Regions from separate parts of the Homo sapiens genome. Here region 1 is linked to region 2. Evidence: read pairs that join two places in POLR2A ChIA-PET (ENCODE). Cell type or tissue: HCT116. All regions are shown on one strand. Links, peaks and the distances in the headings refer to the core of each region. The heading gives the core; the rest is flanking DNA.

The links. Peaks named below come from ENCODE experiments on the same cell type or tissue, not always from the same donor. Only the 100,000 strongest peaks of a DNase experiment are listed, where the experiment ranks them.
Region 1: POLR2A ChIA-PET joins it to region 2 with 8 read pairs; 5 of 35 experiments call an interaction of 5 or more read pairs at or near these places.

Annotation. Positions count from the first base shown.
Region 1 is chr3:57,202,563-57,214,007 of GRCh38, reverse strand. It overlaps a transcript of HESX1 not described here. Among named protein-coding and RNA genes, the nearest start is that of HESX1, 8.3 kb to the right of the region's middle. In HCT116, for the core only: no CTCF peak of the experiment used is centred there; no DNase peak of the experiment used is centred there.
Region 2 is chr3:56,976,311-56,987,755 of GRCh38, reverse strand. It overlaps a transcript of ARHGEF3 not described here. Among named protein-coding and RNA genes, the nearest start is that of ARHGEF3-AS1, 42 kb to the right of the region's middle. In HCT116, for the core only: no CTCF peak of the experiment used is centred there; a DNase peak (open chromatin) is centred at 6,765.

The DNA of each region.
Region 1 (11,445 bases), core at 1,166-9,165, 230 kb before region 2:
GCTCTGAGTCCTAGTGCACTCCCTGATAATATGTTGGAGTTTAACAAATGTTTGTTATCATTGAAAAGTTTATTTATTTGTTTATTTGAGACGGAGTCTTACTCTGTTGCCCAAGCTGGAGTACAGTGGCACGATCTCGGCTCACTGCAACCTCCGCCTCCTAGGTTCAAGCAATTCTCCTGACTCAGCCTCCCTAGTACCTGGGATTACAGATGCCTGCCACCGCAGCTAAGTTTTGTATTTTTAGTAGAGATAGTGTTTCACCATGTTGGCCAGGATGGTCTTGAACTCCTGACCTCGCGATCCGCCTGCCTCGACCTCCCAAAGTGCTGGGATTACAGGCGTGAGCCACCGCGCCTGGCCAGAAAATTAAAGTTGTTTAAAACCATAACATTTATCCCCCAGGAACAATGTTATAAATAACTATCAGGTTCTTGGGTTAACTGACAACTCCCATTTAATCTACAGCGATTAGATTAAATAGCACTAAAGTTTAGGCCTGAGCCCTTTGGGGCCTTAAATCCAAAACCATTTTATCTTTGAATGTTGAGTCTGAGAAAAACCTGAGTCTAATTTAGCTCAGCCCTGAGTTTTCTTGTTCCCACTGTCAATCCAGGCAGGACATAAGAACAAGGGTTTGACTGGATGAGAGTGTTCACTGGTAAAGATTTCTTAGAAGGAAATATGGCAGCATCCACTAAAAAATAATATGCTTTTCAAAGAAAGTTTTCCATGGATTTCCATGCATTTCCGTGCACCCCTGCATGTGTGCTAACATGTATGTAGAGGATGTTCATTGCCAAAATGGTATAGTAAAAAATTGGAGACAACCTATATGCCTCATTATCTGGGGTATAGATTGATAAAATTATGGTTCATCCACTTGTAGTGCCAAGCAGGTGTTGAAGGGAGAGGCAGAGCTATACATGTTTGTGGTGTGTGTGTGTGTGTGTGTCACACTATGGGAGAGTGGACCACATTACAGAACAGTACACGTTTGACCCCATGTGCATGTGTGCCAGGGTGGGGAACATCACACACCGAGGCCTGTCGGAGGTGAGGGGCTGGAGGAGGGATAGCATTAGGAGAAATACCTAATGTAAATGATGAGTTGATGGGTGCAGCAAACCAACATGGCACATGTATACCTATGTAACAAACTTGCACGTTGTGTACATGTACTCTAGAACTTACAGTATAATAAAAAAAAATATGTGCATATGTGCATCCTCCTATTTAAGTCAAAGTATTTTGAAAGACAGGCAGGAGAAACGCTACATTGTTAGTGGTGATAGCCAGTAAGCTGGGGAGGTAAGATGGGGTAAAAGTAAAGGAGACTATCATATTTTTCTCCATGTACTGTTGTATAGAATGAATCTTTTTTAAAATTTACGTTTTTTCTCTTTGCTACTTGGATCAGCATAGAATGAATCTTTTTTTTTTTTTTTTTGAGACAGAGTCTTGCTCTGTCCCCAGGCTGGAGTGCAGTGGTGTGATCTTGGCCCACTACAACCTCTACCTACCTGGTTCAAGGGATTCTCCTGCCTCAGCCTCCCAAGTAGTTGGGACTACAGGCACGTGCCACCACACCCAGCTAATTTTTGTATTTTTAGTAGAGACGGGGTTTCACCACGTTGGCCAGGATGGTCTCGATCTCTTGACCTCGTGATCCACCCACCTCAGCCTCCCAAAGTGCTGGGATTATAGGTGTGAGCCACCACGCCCAGCCTATAGAATGAATCTTTTAAAAATAAAAATGCATTTGTCTTTTGGTTGACTTCATATCAAATTTTTTAAATCAAGGGCTTGATATATACAAGACATTATACTGTAAACAATTTTAACTGGTTTGAAAATGAAAAATATAATACTTTACTCTTTTGAGATTTGAGAAGAGCAAAGGCTGAAATACTTTTTAATTGTTATAAACCAAATGTACTCAATAAACTTACTTAACATTTCCTATGTGACAGGCACTGTGCTGGGTGCAGGGGAGATCGAAGACTGTATGAAACAGATCTTGCTCTCCTGAACCTTGTAATCACTGGGAAAGCTCCTGTGTGTCTCTAGTAACAATGGCAGACAAGGGCCATAGAAACCACAGAGTGCCACAAATATGAATTGTTCAACATGACTCGAGATTTTTAGATTTTAAACTTGGATTTTTTTTTTTTTGAGATGGCGTCTCACTCTGTCGTCCAAGCTGGAGTGCAGTGGCGCGATCTCACCTCACTGCAACGTCTACCTCCTGGGTTCAAGCAGTTCTCCTACCTCATCCTCCCCAGTAGCTAGGATTATAGGTGCTTGCCACTACGTCCGGCTAATTTTTGTATTTTTAGTAGGGACGGGGTTTCACCATGTTGGCCAGGCTGGTCTTGAACTCCTGACATCTTGTGATCCACCTGCCTTGGCCTCCCAAAGTGCTGGGATTACAGGCGTGAGCCACCATGCCTGGCTTTTTTTTTTTTTTTTTTTTTTTTGACAAGGTCTCTCTCTGTCACCCAGAATGGAGTGTAGTGGCATGATCACAGTTCATTGCAGCCTCAACCTCCTACGCTCAAGTGATCCTCCCACCTGAGCCTCCTGAGTAGCTGGGATCACAGGCGCATGCTACCACGCCCGGCTGAAGGTTTTTCAATTTTTGAAGAGACGAGGTCCCACTGTGTTGCCCAGGTAAGTCTTGAACTCCTGGGTTTAAGCAATTCTCCCACCTTGGCTTCCCAAAGTGCTTGGATTATAGGCATGAGCTATGGCACCTGGCCTAGACTCAGATTTTTTTTTTTTTTTTTTGAGATGGAGTTTCACTCTGTTGCCCAGGCTGGAGTGCAATGGCACGATCTTGGCTCACCACAACCTCCACCTCCCGGGTTCAAGCGATTCGCCTGCCTCAGCCTCCCTAGTAGCTGGGATTACAGGCATGTGCCACCATGCCCGGCTAATTTTGTATTTTTAGTAGAGTTGGGGTTTCTCCATATTGGTCAGGCTGGTCTCAAACTCCCGACCTCAGGCAATCCGCCCGCCTCGGCCTCCCAAAGTGCTGAGATTATAGGCATGAGCCACTGCGCCCAGCCTAAACTCAGATTTTTAAATGAATGCCCTATCTCAATTTTTATTAAATTTTAGTTACAGAATGCCATAGTGTCTTCTCTTCTGTAGATTGCCCTGGAGTGATACACATGTAGTTCAGAGAAAACTGGGATTACTTTACACATTAAAAAACAATAGTTAAACCCTGTTCAAGTAAACTTAAACAATAAACAATACTAGTACAGTATTTAAGTTGCATGTCAGGTTTCAAATGTCACATCTTGCTAGTCCCATCTGTCCATCCATCCATTTAATTCACTTATTCAACAAATTTTATTGAATGTCTACTTGGGCATTGTTCTAGGAAACACTGAAGGCATTGCAGTAAAAAATAAACTTATATTTAAGAAAACACATTTTAACATTAAAAATACTGAAAGTGTGAAATCAGTGCAATTCCTATGCAAAAGTAAGGAAGGGGCAAGGTTCACTGGAGCTTTGCTTATTCCATTTCTTATTACGCTCACAGCATAATAATTGTATGGCTGGTTTACAGAAATCTCTGCCAAAACACCTCAGACCTAGTACGTTTTTCCTGATGTTAATGATTTGGATATTAATTGAAATACACAATTTAAAGATAAATATTTATCAAAACATGAATAGATTTACATGTTCCTAAAACAAGAAAAAACATAAACCTCTCAGTTTTTACTTCATCTTGTATGTATAGATATTTGAAATATAGACTGTCCAATTTTATTCCTAAAATCTCTTCTCTCTAATGTCAATATGTCAGACTTTTCTTTCTCATATCAAAGTAATTGTTGAAAGATATTGATATCATATGCAAAGTTTTCACAGTTTTTTTCTTAATTGATTAGTACACTTTGGTATTTATACCATGAGATCATTGGTGAAGATGTTACAATGGCCATTAATAGGTGAAGTCAATAAAACAGGATTTGGAGACAGAAAATACAAGTCAAGGCTCTGCCACTTCCTAGTTAGTGACTTCTGGTATTACAACTGTACTCTCAATTTCTGTTTTCTCAGCTACCAAATGATAAAAGATTCGTGAGAAGATTAAACACAAATATGCTAAAATGCTGGAGAAGCAATAAAGCTCTGTAGATATTTTGTGTTTGTATTCATTATAACATTGTGCTAAATAAACAGCATTTATTAGAAACCAGCAGAAGATACTATTTTAATGGTGAAATACTGTTCTTATGTCAGAACAAAACAAAGGTGTTTGTTTTTTGTTTTTATCATCACTATTTTCTTTTCTTTTTTTTTTTTTTTTTTTGAGATGGAGCTTTACTCTTGAGATGAAGTCTCACTGAGATGGAGTCTCGCTCTGTTTCCCAGGTTGGAGTGCAATGGTGTGATCTCAGCTCACTGCAACCTCCACCTCCGGAGTTCAAGCAATTCTGCTGCCTCAGCCTCCCAAGTAGATGGTACTACAAGCCCCACCACACCCAGCTAATTTTTTGTATTTTTAGTAGTGACGGGGTTTCACCATATTGGCCAGGCTGGTCTCGAACTTCAGATGATCCACCCCGCCTCCACATCCCACAGTGCTGGGATTACAGGCATGAGCCACTGCGCCCGGCCTATCATCACTATTTTCAGTATTGTTCTATACTTCTAGACCAGCACTATCCAGTAAAACTTCTTGCAGTTATGGAAATGTTCTCTGTCTGTGTTATTCTGTTTGGAGCCGCTAGCCATGTGTGTCTGTCCAAGTTTAAATTAAATTAAACTTAATTACATTTAAAATTCAGTTCCTCAGTTGCACTAGCAACATTTCAAGTGCTCATTAGCCACATGTAGCTAGTGGCTACCATATTGGATAGCTCAGATGAAGAACATTTTCATCATCCCAGAAAACTCAATTGGTTTAGAAGTTCTAATCATCCAGAATTACACAATAATGTTGAATAAGAGTGATAATGAAAGCATCACATATTTATCCATCCATCCATTTTATGTTTTATGCATTTTTTTTCTTTTTTTTTTAGATACAGTCTCACTCTGTCACCCAGGCTGGAGTGCAGTGGCATGATATCAGCTCACTGCAACTTCGCCTCCCCAGTTCAAGCTATTCTCATGCCTTAGCCTCCCAAGTAGCTGGGATTACAGGCATGTGCCACCATGCCCGGCTAATTTTTGTATTTTTAGTAGAGACTGGGCTTCACCGTGTTGGCCAGGCTGGTCTCGAACTCCTGACCTCAAGTGATCCGCCCGCCTCGGCCTCCCAAAGTGCTGAGATTACAGGCGTGAGCCACCGTGCCTGGCCTACAACTTACTTTAAAATGCATAAAACAAGTCCGGGCACCGTGGCTCACGCCTGTAATCTCAGCACTTTGGGAGGCCAAGGTGGGTGGATCACTTGAGGTCAGGAGTTCGAGACCAGCCTGGCCTATACGGTGAAACCTCATCTCTACTAAAAAAAATACAAAAATTATCCGGGTATGGTAGCACACGCCTGTAATCCCTGCTGCTAGGGAGGCTGAGGCAGGAGAATCGCTTGAACCCGGGAGGCAGAGGCTGCAGTGAGTTGAGATCGCACCACTACAGCCTGGGAAACAGAGCGAGACTCCATCTCAATCAATCAATCAATCAATCAAGTTGTAGACGTCAATATACTTCCCTCTTAAACTCTTTAGCATACATAACATTGACAAGTTAAGTACTTGTTTATGCTTTTATAGATAAAATTTTGCATATAGTGAACAAATTTTAGAGTACCAATCAATGAGTACTGACAAATGCATACAGCTGTGTAATCCAAATCTATCAAAATATAGAACATTCCCATCACCCCAAAAAGTTTCCTCATTTTTCTTCCCATTTAGTCCCTGCCATCACCCCCACCTTCTGAAGAAAGTGAAGAAACAAACAAAACAATCACTTTAATAGAAAAATGGGCTGAGGGAATACACTATTATTTCACAAAAGAAGAAATACACATTGACTAGTAAACCTGTAAAGAAATTAATGCCCAACCTTACTTGAAGAAATGTGAAACAGATTATTTTATGCGTCAGATTGGCAATAATTTAAAATGTTTATAACAGTGAGTATTGGCCAGGGTGTGGGAAAGGGCGCTCTCATGACGACCCAAAATGCTCTTTAACTTATCCAGAGTATATTTCAATAATTATATGCATTTTTTATTTTATGAATTCCATTTAGTTCTTTTTAAAATCTTCCCAGTCATTTCTGATAATTTCTTCTTGCTTGTCCCTATTGATGATTCTAACTTTTAGTTCTTTAAACTTTCACTTGTTAGAAATTTTATAATCTGTTGTTGTTAACTCCCATATCTGAATTTCTTCTAGATCTGTATCAGTTATGGTATAGACTTGACTGCTATAACTTACAGACCCCAAACAACAAGACAGACATTTATTCTTTGTCCAAGTAGGTAGTCCAGTACTGATATGGAAAGTCCAATCCACAATCCACAGGGCTCCAAGTCCTCTTCTCATTACACTGCTATTCTCAACATTTTGTCAGCTCCCACCATCTTGTCCACAATCCAGACAGTAGAAAAGAGAAAATGGGAACACAGAGGGGTCACCCCCACCTTTTAATAGCTGGGCCTGAAAGTTAGACATGTTGTTTCTACTCACATCTCAGAGGTAAGAAGTCACATGATCACACCTATATGCAAGGCAGTCTGGGAAATGTCATTGTTAACCTTTACCTAAAAACTATATTGTGGCCCAGTATAGTGGCTCATGCCTGTAATCCTAGCACTTTGGGAGGCCGAGGTGCGTTGGATCACTTGAGGTCAGGAGTTCAAGACCAGCCTGGCCAACATGGTGAAACCACATCTCTACTAAAAATACAAAAAATTAGCCCGGCATGGTGGCACGCACCTGTAATCCCAGTTACTCAGGAGGTTGAGGCAAGAGAATTGCTTGAACCCAGGAGGTGCAGGTTGCAGTGAGCCAAGATCGTGCCACTGCACTCCAGCCTGGGCGACAGACTGAAACTCAAAAAAAAAAAATTATACTGCTACTGAGGAAGGATAGAATGGATATTGGTGGACAACTAGCAGTCTCTGGAACAAGCTATAAATCTCGTTTCTGCTGGCTTTCCCTCATGAGGTGGCTGGCCTCAGATGCTTGATGATCTTTGATTATGAGCTTATGTTTGCTTGCTGTTAATCTGTGGAAATCTTGTGAACCTAAATTAGGGATGCTTTCCTCCAGAGAGGGTTTAGTTTGCCTTTTCTAGGAACCAAGAGGAGTCTTCAGCCCCACCTACTGCTAGTCTGAGGATTAATATCTTGGTTTTTGATGCTAAAGTTATTTGCCCTTGGAGGCGACCCCATGTTTACCATTTGGTTACTGATCACTGCTCGCAGTTCTGATTTCAGTGCTTGGTTACTGGTTTTGGTTTTTGTTTTGTCTGATGAACAAACACATTTTCTCTTACTTGTTGAGATCTCAGCAATGCATTTAAAGGTATGTTTTATCTATAATCAAGCTGTTTTGTAATAGAAGGGTGTTACAAGGAATATGACCCAGCATATTGCCAGACCAAAAATGTCCCATTCACTCTTCAGTTTACTTTCAAGTCTGGCTTTTTCTCTACTTTTTAGGCTTGCCAAAGCTGCCAATAATACCTCTTTGTTAACAAACCTAGTGGATATATTTCTGTCTTCATGTTACTCAACTTCTCAGCGGCATTAACACAGTTGACCATCATTTATTCTTTCACCTAGTATGAGCTAAGCACTGTTTTGTTTTGTTTTGTTTTGTTTTTGTTTTTTTGAGAAGTTGTTTCGCTCTGTCACCCAGGCTGGAGTGCAATGGCGTGATCTCGGCTCACTGCCACCTCTGCCTCCTGGATTCAAGTGATTCTCCTGCCTCAGCTGCCCCAGTAGCTGGGATTACAGGCACGTGCCACCACACCCAGCTAATTTTCCTATTTTTAATAGAAACACTGTTTCACCATGTTGGCCAGGCTGGTCTCAAACTCCTGACCTCAAGTGACCCGCCCACCTCGGCCTCCCAAAGTGCTGGGATTACAAGTGTGAGCCACTGCGCCTAGCCCAAGCACTGTTTTGAATGCTAGGGAGTGAACAGGACACAAAAAAATCCTATAGAGAGGAAACAGACAATAAACATAATAAACCTATATTTTGTAATATGGCCAAAGGTGGTTAAGTGCTGTGGAATAGAAATGGGAACAGGGCAAGGGATGTCAGGAGTGCTGGAAGAGAGGTTGCAGGTTAAAAGGGGAGAAAGGTAGGCCTCATTGAGAAGATGATATTTGAGCAAATACTTGAAAGAGATAAATGGGTAAGCTGTGGGGATTCACAGGGGAGGAACATTACAGATGGTGACAACAGCCAGTGTAAATGCCTTGAGGGAAGACTGTGCCAGATATTTTCAGGAAGAGTCCAGTGTGGCTGGAACACAGTGAACATGGGAGGGAGGAGTAGGAGGTGAGATCAAGTAAATAAGGAAGGCTGGCAGGTCATGTAGGGTCCTGCAGGCCATTGTAAAGACTTTGACTTTTCTTGAGATGGGGAGTTGTGTTTGTGTTTGTTTGTTTGAGACAGGGTCTTGCTCTGTGTCCTAGGCTGAAGTGCAGTTGTATAGTTCACAGCAGCCTTGACCTCATGGGCTCAAGCGATCCTCCCACCTCAGCCTCCCAAATAGCTGGGACTATGGGTGCAGGCAACCATGCCTGGCTAATTTTTTAATTGTTTTGTAGAGTTGGGGTCTCACTGTGTTAGCCAGGCTGATTTTGAACTCCTGGCACCAAGTGATCCTCTGCCCTCAGCCTCCCAAAATGCTGGGATTATAGGCATGAGCCACCATGCCCAGCCAGGAGCCATTTTTTGAGCACAGTTGTGACATGAACTGACTTATGTTTTTAAATGATCCCTCTGGCTGCTGTGTTCATAGAAAGCCATGGTGGGTCCAGGGTGGAAGCAGGGACCACTAGAGATGCTATTGTAACCATTCTTTTCCTTGACCCTTTTCCCTCTCTTGACTGTATTCTTGTATCTCCAGATTTTTCTCCTGTCTTGCTAGCTGCTCCTTTTCCAGTACCACTTCTGTCCCTATCTCCAAATGTTGGAGAACCTTAGACTCAGTCCTGAGACCCTTCTTGTATCTAGCACCATTCACTGAGTAATTTTTTTTTTTTTTTTTGAGACAAGGTTTCACTCATATATCCAGGCTGAAGTGCAGTGGCATGAATACAGCTCACTATAGCCTCTACCTCCTGGGCTCAAGGGATCCTCCTACCTCAGCCTCCCAAAGTTCTGGGATTACAGGCATGAGCCACTGTGCCCAGCCACTGGATGATCTTATGCAAACCTATAGCTTCTAAAACCATCTCTTTGCTGGTGATGCATAAACTTAGCACTCTAGCACTGAGCTTATAGCAACTTGCTATCCAAACTGGAGGTGTTCATTACTCCCCAAACCTTTCCTTCCCTAGCCCAGGCTTTCACATCCCAGTAAATGGCATTGTATTTGCTCAAGCCAAAAAACCTAGTCATCTTTAATGCCTTCCTTTCCCTCACCTCCCTATCCAATCCATCAGCAAGATATGTTCTTTAACCTCTGAATCAAATAGGTATTTCCTCTAAAATGCTATGTATATAATAACCTCAAAAACTTCAATGGAGCCAGTGTAATGGCTGGCACCTGTTGTCAACAGCTACTCTGGAGGCTGAAGCAGAAAGATTGCTTGAGCTCCAGAGTTCAAGATCAGCCTGGACAACATAGTGAGATCCTATCTCTAAAAAAACATAAAATAAAATAAAAAGAAAAGAAAAAACTTCAGTGGCTTAAACAATGAATATGTTTCTCACAAAACTGCAGGTCAGTTGGTATTTGGCTGAGATTGGCTGGACTTGGCTGACTTGGCTGCAGGCTGCAAGATGGATTAGGATCTGATCCATGTGTGTTCATTCTGGGGCTCAGGCTGTAGGGCAGCAGCTATCTCAGGGATGATCTCACAGTGAAGTCAAAAGCACAAGAGGGGGCTGGGCACCTGTAATTCCAGCACTTTGGGAGGACGAGTCAGGCAGATCACTTGAGGTCAGGAGTTTGAGACCAGCCTGACCAACATGGTGAAACCCCGTCTCTACTGAAAATACAAATTACACGCCTGAATCCCAGCACTTTGGGAGGCTGAGGCAGGCAGACCACTTGAGGTCAGGAGTTCAAGACCAGCCTGACCAACATGGTGAAAACCCATCTCTACTAAAAATACAAAAATTAGCCAGGTGTGATGACATGTACCTGTAGTCCCAGCTACTCGGGAGGCTGAAGCAGGAGAATCACTTGAACCTGGGTGGTAGAGGTTGCAGTGAGCAGAGGTTGCGCCACTGCACTCCAGCTTGGGTGACAGAGTGAGACTCTGTCTCAAAAAAAAACAAAAACAAAACCCCTAAATGGGCACACTGAGCTTCTGCTCACATCACTTCCCACAAACAAGCCCAAAATCAGGAGGTAGGAGGTATACTGTATTCACCATGAAACCACAGCAAGGGGATGGTTGTATAAGATATTATGGGGATTGGAGAATTGGGACCAAGTATTCAATTATTCTATCTCCCATAACCTTCTAAAGAATTGCACTTCTCTCCAAATCTACCCTCTCTCCTCACGCTTTTTTCAAAGGATCATCATCTTTTGCCGCTAAACAATTGTCTTTGTTTTCACCACTGTATCCCTCACACCTAGAACAATGCCTAGCAAGTAGTATATGCTTAGCAAATTATGTGTTGAATAAATAACTCCCCAACTGATCTCCCTGGTTGCACTCACTTCTCTCTAATCCCTTTCCACAGAGCAGCCAGAGTAAGGTTTAAAAACAAATTCTATCATTTTGGTCCCAGCTTAAAACCCTACCCTGGCTTCTCTTTGCACTGGAACTCCTTACCATGTCCTTTATAAAGGCCATCCATTATCCAGCCTAGCCTGGCTCTCCAAATGCACCTGGTACCACTGACTTCACTCCAACTACTGCCTTCTTCCTCCTCAAACATTCCAAGTGATTTTCAACTGCAAGACCTTTGTACTTGCCATTGTCTCTGAGTGCAGTGCTTTTTCTCAGGCTCTTGGCATGCTAGCTCAGCTTCAGTGAAAATGTCACTTCCTTAGGCCCTCCTCCACCATCGACCATCGACCTCTGTATTTTAAGTCACCCTCTGCCATTATATTGCATCTCCATCACCTTGTTCACTCCTTTCAATGTATTTATCATGCCATGAAATTAGCATGTTTTGTTCGTCACTGATCTCTAGCACCTATAATAATGTCTGGCACATATTAAGTGCCCTGTAAAAGTCTGTTGAGGCCAAGCATGGTGGTGGCTCACACCTGTAATCCCACCACTTTAGGAGGCCGAGGCAGGTGGATCACTTGAGGTCAA
Region 2 (11,445 bases), core at 1,836-9,835:
TAGTGGCTGCAGGATTGGCTGTGCACGGTAGGGGGAGTGAGGTTAGTGGGGCTGGCTCCTTCCTTTCCTTCCTTCTAGATCAACTCTGCTTCTACCAGGTTTATGTAGGATTGGGCTTGACCCAAGGTTTCTGCTGCTGAGAAGCTCTCAGCAAAACCCCAGTGTAGTGGCTCTTAGCTAAGGGCATGCCCAGGAGTGTTCATCACCCCGTCCCCAGAGTCCCTTTCATCTTCTGTTTCTCTTTCCAGCAGCTCCTTCCCTCCTGCCTGCAGATTGGGCCTGGAGCCTCCTGTGCCAAACACTTCCCTCCTACTCCTGCTCAGCCGTTGCATTGCCCAGAGCTCAGCCCAGTGCTGGTGCTGGTAACAGTTGAGAGACAAAGAGGGGGAGCCCTGAAGTCAGAGCTCTGCTCTCCCTGTGGCCGGCACATGATTATGCCCCAGATTCCTCATCTGCAAGATGGTGATGTTAACAGAATCTGTCCAGAAAGTATGGACTATAATGAGGCGTTGGCAACCCAGAGTTACTTGTTTGTTTGTTTTCTGAGTCAGGGTCTCACTCCATCACCCAGGCTGGAGTATAGTGGGACGATCACAGCTCACTGCAGCTTTGACCTCTTGGGCTCAAAGGATCCTCCCATCTTAGCCTTCCTAGTAGCTGGGACTACAGGCATGCATCACCATGCCCAGCTAATTTTTTCAATTTTTGTAGAGATGGGGTTTTGCCATCTTACCCAGGCAGGTCTCGAACTCCTGGCCTCATGTGATCCTCCCATCATGGCCTCCCAAGGTGTTGGGATTACAGGCATGAGCCATCACACCCGGCCTCCAAAGTGTTTTAAACATCACTTCACCCGCAGTAAGGATTCAATATCCATGGACCATCATTACTATTAAGATTATGACCATCACTCCAGACCTATTTTTATTTTTATCTTTTTTTTTTTCAAAATTCGCATGCGTTTATCCTCTTTTCTGCCCCCACTTCTTTCCTACCTACTGTCTCCTCCCCAGTGACTACCCCCACTACTACCCTGAAACTGCCTTCGAGGTGACCAGCCATCTGGAGAGCCAAAGCTGTTGGGGGGTTTTGTGCAGTCTTCATCATGGACTCCCCTTTCACAGCATTGGGTCCTGGCTCCGCCTCCTCCTGGAACACTCGATTTGCTGGCTTCCCCCCAACCCCTTACTCCCAACTGCACCGTCCCCAGGGCTGTTGCTTCCGGCCTCTTCTATCACTGCAGGTCCTTGCCTTTGGTCACCCCAGCCATGCCAGGACATTGGCTTTGACCTCAGCTGCAAATCCCAGTTCCCCACTGTTGCCAAACCTTTCTGTCTACAGCTCCCAGGGGCCCCAGACTTTGTATGTGTTAAACTCAGATTTCTGGAGGCTGGTGAGGGATGAGCTGCCTTCAGTCTCAGAGACTAGAGGCAGAGATTAGGGACAACAGGCCTTTTTAAGCAACTGAGAATTCAGTCTGAGGGCACTGGGAAGCCTTTGCAGGTGGAGGCAGGATAAACCCCAAATCTGTCCACCCCTAAAGACCCTGCACTTCCTGATTTTTTGTTGGGCTCTTTAGGTTGCTGGTAGTTTGTGGGTGTGTGGTTTCTTTTACATTTAATTTCCCCCTGCTGGTGATTCATGCATCCCTCCTAGACTCCAGAGCCCCAAATACAATGTTAATAAGTTGCATCTGGCAGAGTGCAGCGTGCTGGGGTGTTTGTGACTGCACTATATTGATGTTTGGTAAGTTTCTGAGGCCTGGCTCTTTGAGAGTCTTTGAACAGGGCCTTCTCTGGGAGCCCAGCAGCAGCAGCCTGTTGTAGAGGGACCTCCCTGAGTGTCCCTGGTGACCTTCCAGCCAGGCGGCATCACATTGCCCCTTGCTGCTAATTCCCCTTGCCCACCCCCAGCCCCACCTGTGGGTATGTTGTCCATTTACATCCTCATTTGTTAGAGTCTGTGCCTTCCTCTCACCTGCTTGTTCATTCTGGCCAGGGCCCAGTGCCCAGGAGGCATGGTGAATGTGCGTGAGGGGATCGAGGGGGCGAGGCCGCAGGCTGCTCTCAGCTATGCTGTTCCCAGGGACCCGTGCACTGCTGCCCCTCTCAGAACCTCAGTTTCCCTATCTGTCTTTACAAAATAGCTGGCCCTGAGCCCTGCTGCCCACCTGTCTGTGGAATACATGTGGAGAACAGCCAATGTGGCAGAGCCCCAGTTCAGGGGTGGAGGCGGCGAATGAATATGTCACATTGTCGCCCTGTAGCGAGTGCAATGCTATTCTGGCTGCCCCAGTGCCAGGACAGTCTGAGCAGCAGTGATTTTTAAAGAGAATGTGTATTCCAATTTAAAATCCTGTGTTTTAAAGGCTGGGCGCGGTGGCTCACGCCTGCAATCCCAGCACTTTGGGAGGCCGAGGCGGGCAGATCGCCTGAGGCCAGGAGTTCAAGACCAGCCTGGCCAACATGGTGAAACCCTCTCTCTGCTAAAAATACAAAAATTAGCTGGTCATGGTGGCGGGCACCTATAGTCCCAGCTACTTGGGAGGCTGAAGCAGGAGAATCACTTGAACCCAAGAGGCAGAGGTTGCAGTGAGCTAGGATTGCACCATTGCATTCCCCGCCTGGGCGACAGAGTGAGACTCTGTCTCAAAAAAATCAAATCAAATCATGTGTTTCTGTTAGAAGATGTCCTTGTGTTTCTTTGCTTTTCTTCAGAAGCATTCATAGGCCAGGGGTGAAAAAACTACCATCTTTTACTCCAGAAGAAATATGACTTCCCATAATACTTTAGATTTCCAGTATCTGGAAGGGTAACTGATGTTGCTTTTGCTGATAGCAGGTAGCAAAGGTATTGGTCATTACGGGGCCACCAAGGATCCTGGAAGGATCCTTTTCTACTGTCCAAGGCCGGGCTCCCCTCCCCTGTTTTCTTTTCCTCCCCTCTCTAGTCCACTCTAAGAGCCAAACTAATCCAAATATTTTTCTTTCCTCTGTAGGCCCTTGGTGTTTCATAATCTAGAAAACTCTAGGGAGTAATGTTCACTTGATGTAGTTTCATGTTGGCAGTTAAAAATGAACTTTATAAAACAGACTTGTAGTCCATTTGGGAAATGCACAAAGTGATTTTTTAAAAAGTTATGCCACGATCAATATTATAGTGTTTTCCTTATCTTTTTTTTTAAACCTGTGAGTTTATTTATGTAACTTTATATTCTAGTTTTTCGTCCAGTATTTTAATATAATCATTGCCTCATGACAAGGGCAAATCAGACATCACAGTTTGCGGGGCTTGTCCACCTCCCTCCCTTCCTTGTAACATACTCGCCCACCCACCTACCCATCATGTGCTTGTCCACTTACCAACCATCCATCCATCATGGATTGAGGGGCTCTTCTCTGAGGAACAGGGCTGGGTTCTAAGAAACAATTATCAATGCGACAGGCAGGGTCCCTGCCCTTGGGGAGTTACTGCTATATAGTGGAACCAGTGTGTAAGTAAACACAGGGGAAAATGGCAGATTGTGGGGGTCTCTGGGTGGTGGGCAGGGGGCTGCAGCCCACGGTGTGGTTTTGACTTCCATGCATGGATGGCAGCTCAGTGGTTGTGTAAGCTCTTGTGGCTGCTGTGTGTCTGTGAGGCTATCCACAATGGGAGGCTGGATTTAAACACTAGATCTGGAATTTCCCTACAAAAAGGTGCCCCCATGAGTGCTCAGGACTGTGGGGTCCTTCTATGTGGGGTGAACTGAGGGACTGTACAGTGTGGCAGGGTCAATTATTGAGCTGGGATAGCCAGTCTTTTTTTTTTTTTTTTTTCTCGAGACGGAGTCTCGCTCTGTCACTAGGCTGGAGTGCGGTGGCACAATCTCAGCTCACTGCAACCTCCGCCCCCAAGGTTCAAGCAATTCTCCTGCCTCAGCCTTCCGAGTAGCTGGGACTACAGGCGTGCACCACCACGCCTGGCTAAATTTTGTATTTTTAGTAGAGACAGGGTTTCACCATATTGGCCAGGATGGCCTCGATCTCCTGACCTCATGATCCGCCCGCCTCTGGCTCCCAAAGTGCTGGCATTACAGGCGTCAGCCACTGCTTCCGGCTGATAGTCAGTTTTAAAAGGAGACATGAACCTGACCCAGCATGCTGACCCTGCAGAAGGGGGCTGTGTTGTAAATGCATTGTTCTCTGGTGTTAGAAATTGCATAGTTATTTGTAGCATCACAGGTACTATTGGAGGCGAGGGGATTTTTTAGAGGGATTTCTTAGAAAGCTTTATGTCTGCAGCAGAGTCTGAAAGGATATACACCAGGCCAGGGATCACCAACTCTGAGTGTGACAGAGACCAGGCAGGACCTTACATGAGTGGCCAGGGAAGGGCAGGGGTCACAGTGGGGAGGGATGGAGACCCCAAGAGCCCATGGTCCATCTGAAGGGGGCAGCTACCACTCAACCCTAGCAGACCATGGTCACTTGTGGAAATAGGGGCCCTTAGTGATGAGATTTTTTAAAATATTGAACTGAAGCTAGAGACTGTACCTGATTTCTAAATGAAATCTAGATTTTTAAATGTTGGATGCTACCTCAAAAATAAATACATATATACATACATACACCCTAGGGGTCATATAAAATATACCAGCAGTCTTCCCATTTCTGACTTGTACCTCAAATTTAACTTAGAAGTTAAATTATTATTTTTTTTATTGCTTACTTGTTTACATTTTAATTTTGTTTGTTTGCCTTTGTAATGAGCATATGATATTTATTTGTAAGCAGGAAAGAAGAAGGAAGACATCTTTATAACCCAAAGGGCTCCCTACCCTTTAATTTTTGTTGATGGTCCCTGGGCAGGTGGGTGACGGTCAGGTTGCCTGGACTGCGGGGCTGGCTGCTGGAGTGTTTGCTCGGTGGGAAGAGGACCCATATCCAGAAAGAGGAGGAAGGACAGCCAGGGGTTCTGCAGGCCAGGTCCCAGGGCTGCTGACCAAGGCAGCAGACAGGTGGGGACCTGGGAGCACACTAGGCACTCACTCATTCCATCATCCATTTCCTCATTCATTCATTCATTCACCGGATGTATACTGGGTACTTATGGTTCAGAGACCTGATCTGGGCCTTAGGGTTATAGCAGCGAACAAAGTAGACAACAATCTCCACCCTTATGGGATTCAAGAAACAGTAAGTAAGACATAGGGTAGGTCTGATGGTGCTAAACACCATTGAAAACAGGCAAGAGGGGTGGATAGGAAGGCTGGAGAGGGCCACAGTTTCCAACAGGATGGTCTGAGAGAGTCCCACTGAGAAGAGCCCTGAAGGAGGGGTTTCGCTCCATTACACATGAATTAAGTGCTTACTGTGTGCTAGGCACTCTGGATGGTCCCCTGGGAACATTCCCATTTTGATGCTTTCTTTAATGAACTTTTGCAAAGAAACAAAGCATAGTTCTTTTGGTTGCATGTGACAGAAATAGAATGTACGCTTGCTTACTTTTTTTTTTTTTTTAAAGAGAGCTCACTTTTTATCACTGGCAAGTCTAGTGATAGGCTACCTTCAGGCATAGCTCGATCCAGGTGGTTAATCTGTGTCATTAGGAGCCTTCTCTCTCTTGGTCTCTTGCTCTGCTTTCCCCAGGTTAGCTTCTTTCTCAGGTAAGCTTTCTGCACAAGATGCCCTGCACAGCTCCAAGTTTGCATCTCATCAGCTCAGTGCCTGTCCCAGAAGGACTGTATATCTGTTCTTTAATGCCAGCCAAAGTCTTGGGGCCACTCCCACTGAACAGGCCAGGTTACATGCCCATCTCTGGAGCCTGGGGTTGGCCCTTCCTGAATCACAGTGTCCCAAAGGGGAGAGGGCATCCCCCAACAGAAAATCTGGGTGCTGTTAGCAGAAGAATGGGGACTAAATGCTGGGCAGTGAGGAACAGCAGATGTCCACTCTGACAACACTTGGATTAAGGAAGCAGGAAGGGCTGAAAAAACAGCCTGAAAACAGGGAGACCTTCAAGGGTCCCAGCCTGTGACCAACAGACCATGTGAGCTTGGCCAGGTCTTAGTGCTCCAGTCCCTAAATGAGGGTGGTCAGCTGGTTCTCTGAGGATCCTTCCAGCTTGTGATCTGTTTGAGTTTTAGATACATTATCTGAAAACAGATATGACTGAATTAAATTACCAGGTTTGAAATAATACAGGGTTATGGATCCTGGGTAGAAGTTTTTTTTTGTTTTGTTTTTATTCAACAACTAGCTCTGTTGGTGAATTGCTGAGGAAGCCGTGAAGGACATGAGACCCACCTCTGCTCAAGCTATGCTGCTCCTTGCTGGTGGCACCTACCTACACCTCTGCCTTTATAGTGTGCAGCAAAGCTTTGCCAACTTTTCAGTCTGGTAATGGAAAGTGAGCTTCACTGTCATGGATGTCATGCTTTAAAGGCTAGAATGATGCATTAAGAAAGATTTACCCTGGCCTCATCTTCCAGTGCAAACTTATGAGTAGGCCATAGTTGAAACATGACTACCAACAGCTGTAGGGAAAACCAGCTGTGTGGACATCGGCATGTGTTTCCAAGACACCAAGCAGATATCTCAGTCCAGAATTTTGTTTTAATGGTTATATCTTATCTTGACAGACACATACCAATGTATTTCCCCAGGAAGATGGGGAGGGAAGACAGGGATTGCTCCTTGGCGACTCTGCTGATGTGACTTTCTGTTAGTCAGACGTCTGCAGGGGCCAGCATTTGTGTTGAATGGTGGAAGGCTTGGGAGTGAGTCATCTCAAAGCCAGAAAACCATGCATCACCCTCTCCAGGAAGTACTGGCAGTCATACAATTGCACAAGTAGGCAGCCACAGGCCATGTGGATATTGAGGTGGGTAGTGCAGTCAGGCAAGAGCCTCGGAGGCCGATGAACTTGACTTGAAGCCTGGTAGCATTGCTGCTTCTTGGCTGTGTGACCCAAGTCAAGTTACTTGAGCTCTCTGCACCTGAGTTTCCCATCTGTAAATCTGAACGATAATGGCACCCACTCGTAGGAGAACATACTTCAGGTTCTTGTCAGCCAGAATAATGACTACTGTTGGTAGTGGTGCCATTCCTAATGGGCTAATAGGAGACAGAGTGACATAATATTCATAGCAGCTAACATGCACTTTACATATTAGGACCATTGTACTCATTATGGGTACTGTTCTTAGCTCTTCTAAGAGCTAAGGTAGATAACGTGATTATTCCCACTAACCTACGTAGGTACTATATATGGTCCCGACCCACAATGAGTCGCCTTACAGTTTTTAGCCTTTCTGATGGTGTGAGAGTGACACGTATCCAGGAGAAACTGTACTTTGAGTCCCCATACAGCCATTCTTCTTTTTTTCACTTTCAGTACAGTTTTCAGTAAATTACATGAAATATTCACCACTGTATTACAAAACAGGCTTTGTGTTTAATAATTTTGCCCAGTTGTAGGCTAATGTGAGTGTTCTGGGCATGTTTAAGTGGGCTAGGCTTTAAAAGCATGCATTAAGGTGCCAAATCCAGATAATTCTATATTTTCACAATGTGGCATAAGCAAGTCTTCTTGCTACTGCCTTACTTATTGGATTTGTAGGGTAAGCTGAGCTGTGATGTTTGGTAGGTTAAGGGTATTAAGTGCATTTTCGACTTACCATTGTAAGTTGAGGTGCGCGTGAGTTATCATCATCATTCTCAATTCACAAATGAGGAATCTGAGGCACAAAGAGTTAGGTAACCTGCCTGGAGTCACAGGGCAAGTGAGTGGTCGATGTGTGATCAGAACCCACGCAGCTGGTTCCAGAGCCCTTGCTTCTAACCACCACCGTCAGTAGTCTCACTGCAGAAATAAGAGCTGCACAGGATGCTTCCTATAGGTCAGGAAATGTTCTAAGCACCTTCTAAGGATTGAGTCCTTTAACTCTCATAACAACCAAACCCTTGTAAGTTGGTACAATTATTTTCCCCATTTTCTAGATGAGGAAACTGAGTCACCCACAAAGGGCTAAGAAAAGGAATTCACATCCTCGTTGGCTGGCTGATTTAAGACAGGGAAGCTGACCTCTCTGAGCCCCAGCGTTGCCATGGGCTGAGAGGCGATCTAGGATAAGCACCACCTGCAGTCGTGATGTGGACCAGACCTTCTTTGGAGGGGGCCTACTTTATTCCTAGTGAGGGCCTTGCTCACAGACCCCGGCTTTATTCCTGGGCCTGTGCCTTGTCTCTGGCTGCCTGTGGCAGCTGGACAGGGCTGAGAGCCCTTGGGAAGGTGTGGCATCTTGGGGGAAGAGGATTTTGAAGAGATGCCTCTGCCCCTGGCTTGGGCCTCCTGTGGCAGCAGGAACGAGCTTGGCCCTACCACGGATGCAATGGCAAATAACACTGTGAACCTGTCCCAACCACTGCAGGGCAAACAGTTGAATATATCTGGGTCTCAGTTTACTCAGTTGCAAAATGGGATGAGTGTGGAATGAAAGCATGCAATTAAAGGTGCCAAATCCAGATAATTCCATATTTTCACAATGTGGAATAAGTAAGTCTTTTTGCTGCTACCTTATTGGATATGTAGAAATTTTCAAGGAGCTTTCTTTCTTTTAGAGGTAAGGTCTCACTGTGTTGCCCAGGCTGGAGTACAATGGTGCAATCATAGTTCACTGCAGCCTGGGCTCTGGGCTCAAGCCATCCTCCCACCTCAGTCTTCCAAGTAGTTGGGACTACAGGTGCATGCCACTATGGCCGGCTAATTTTTTTATTTTTTGTAGAGGTGAGGGCTCACTTTCTTGTCCAGTCTGGTCTTGAACTCCTGGCCAGAGGTGATCCTCCAGCCTTAGTCTACCAAAGTGCTGGGATTATAGGTGTGAGCCACTGTACCCAGCCTCAAGGGGCTTTCTTAATAACTGGTTCCTATTGTTGGCTGTGTGAGCTCTGTCTAGCTTCTCCCTCTCTGGCAATGTTAGGAGCTGTACCCTTATTGCTAGGCCCATGTTTGTGGTTATTTTGTCCAATTAATTATCGTTAGGATGAACTTTTGGGTCATTTTAATGCTCTTGGAAAATGATGTCAAATTACCCTGTGGAAATTTCACGTCAATATATACATTTATAGTTGTGAAGCACAGTGCCTGTTTTCTCCACATTCTTTCTTGCATTTGATATGCCCATATAGAAGTTGCTAATTTGAAATATAAACATGCTAACTTATTTAAATTTCCATTTGGCTAGTTAGTAGGGAGGGTGAGTACTTTTTGTTTGTTTATTGATTGATTGGGTTTTTTATTTTGTGAGCTATGTTATGGCAAAGCATTTCAGTTTTCTTTTTCAAATAAACTAAAATTTTCTTATTACAAAAATGTACATGTCATAAAATTTTAGACAGTGTAGGAACGTGTGACATGGCACATGCAAGTTCCCCGGATCAATCCTAACCTTGAGAAATCACCACTGCTGACAGTATGGGAATGATAATTCCAGAATCTTCTAGAAATTTTTGAGTGCTATCCATTTGACTTTAAAGACTTCTGAAGGTTCATTCATGGTTTTCATGTGTTAAAAGGTGTTTTGTCCAGTGACATCTTTGTCAAATAAAGGTAGTAGGCTTATTTTGATAAATTTATCTTTTCAGAGAAGCCATGTAGCCTAGTACGGGGCGGGGGTGACCGCACCTGGGGTCCCCACTGAATGCTGGCATGTCTCCCTGTGCTCAGCAGGGTGTATATGGATCTGTTGGCCTTGTCTGGTCTGTTGACAGGATTGCTTTTTGTCTCTACTGTCAGGCTGTTGAGCTGGAAGGGCAGTGACGGGAGGCTGAGGGGCTTCTGCTCTTTTGACAGTCCCAGCACCATTGCCTTAGTGATAGTCACAGCCAGTTTCTACTCTCTATGTACTTTGTGTGCTTGAGTTTACTTAAACCTCACAACAGCTCTGTGAGGTGTAAAACCTAATATTATTCCTATTTTTCATAGTCTAAGACATGGATTCCTAGAGGCCGAACCCATTTGCTTAGGGCCACAAGATAGCCAGCTGGAACTCAATTCCAGCCCTGCCAGGCACCAAGTCCCCTGGAGATGTTAGCTGTTCACTTTGCAAATCTCCATTTCTCTGCACCATCTCTCCATGAGCCCCATCTCCCTGTCAGCCTGTGTATTTATTGGCCTGGTCCAGATGTGTCCAGGGACCTGGGGAACCTCCCATCGGTTCCCATTATTATAAAGACTTTGAGCAAGTTGGGGGCAGGTAAAAGGACATGTCTCTCCAAGGGCTGCATCCCAGAATCAGGGCTCCCGAGTGAGTGGGAAGAGCATCTTTGCCTGGGTCATAAAGTGTGGTTGCCATGGCGGCAGCATGGCAATGCTGATGCAAGTGCTGGCCCTGTTCCCAGGAGCCCATCTGGTGAGCTGAGAGTTAGTGAGGGGCCCAAGAGAATGGGGCTTGCTCTGCCCTGTGCTTTAGATGGACCATGTTTGATAGAAATATTTGGTAAGTAGCACGTAGCTGATAATTACAGTCATTTTTCTCGCCCCAGTTTGTGGCTCTTGTGGATTAGGCAGCCAGAAAAATCTTGATGCAACTTGGTGGAGCTCTGGGGCAGGATCCTGGAATTGGACTGTCTGGCCTTACCCTTTAGTAGCTGTGAGGCATTTCTAAATCTAAGCTCTCAGTGCCACAGCTTCCTCATCTGTTACAGCCCTTATTCCACAGGGCCCCTGTGAGGATTAAATGAGTTAATCCTCATAAAAAGCACAGTACGAATAGTAGTAGTAGTATGAAAATAGTACTAATATTACCCTCTTTTACTCAGAATTACCTCATACCCGCCACTCCCTTTTTTTAGCCGTCATTGAGGTCTGCCAGGATTCAGCATGGTGGCTTGCTGTTTGGTGCAGTGCTGAAATCAGTGGCCTTGACATTACCTTCCTTTCTACCACATGAGCTCTAACAAGCCTGACGCAGTTCCACTCCCACATTTCACTGACAGTTTGGGAATAAACATGTTTTTATGTGTGGCCCCAGTCACTGCCAAAAACAGCATTTATGGAGCATCTAATTACCTTGGAGACTGTGGTGGGTCCTGTATTGGAGTCAATAAACTGCTTTAAGCAATGCTGGCTAATTTAAGAATTTTTGGCATTTTAAACTGTTAGGATCAACAGAACATTTATTATAAATGCCCATATCTGAGGACCCACTTTTAAGATTGCAATGTTCATTTTGGAGGGGTTGGGCCACCTACATATGGATTTATTAGTTTCTGATCAATATAGTATTGAATAAAATATAAAGACTTTCTTCTGCTCCTCCCAGGGCAAGAAGCCCTTACGGAGTACCTGTTTGATAGAAACTAGTAAAGTATGGTATCTAGAGATATAATTTTTGAGTAAAGAGTTTTCTAGGATTTGAAAAACATGAATTGACCGGATGCAGTGGCTCACACCTGTAATCCC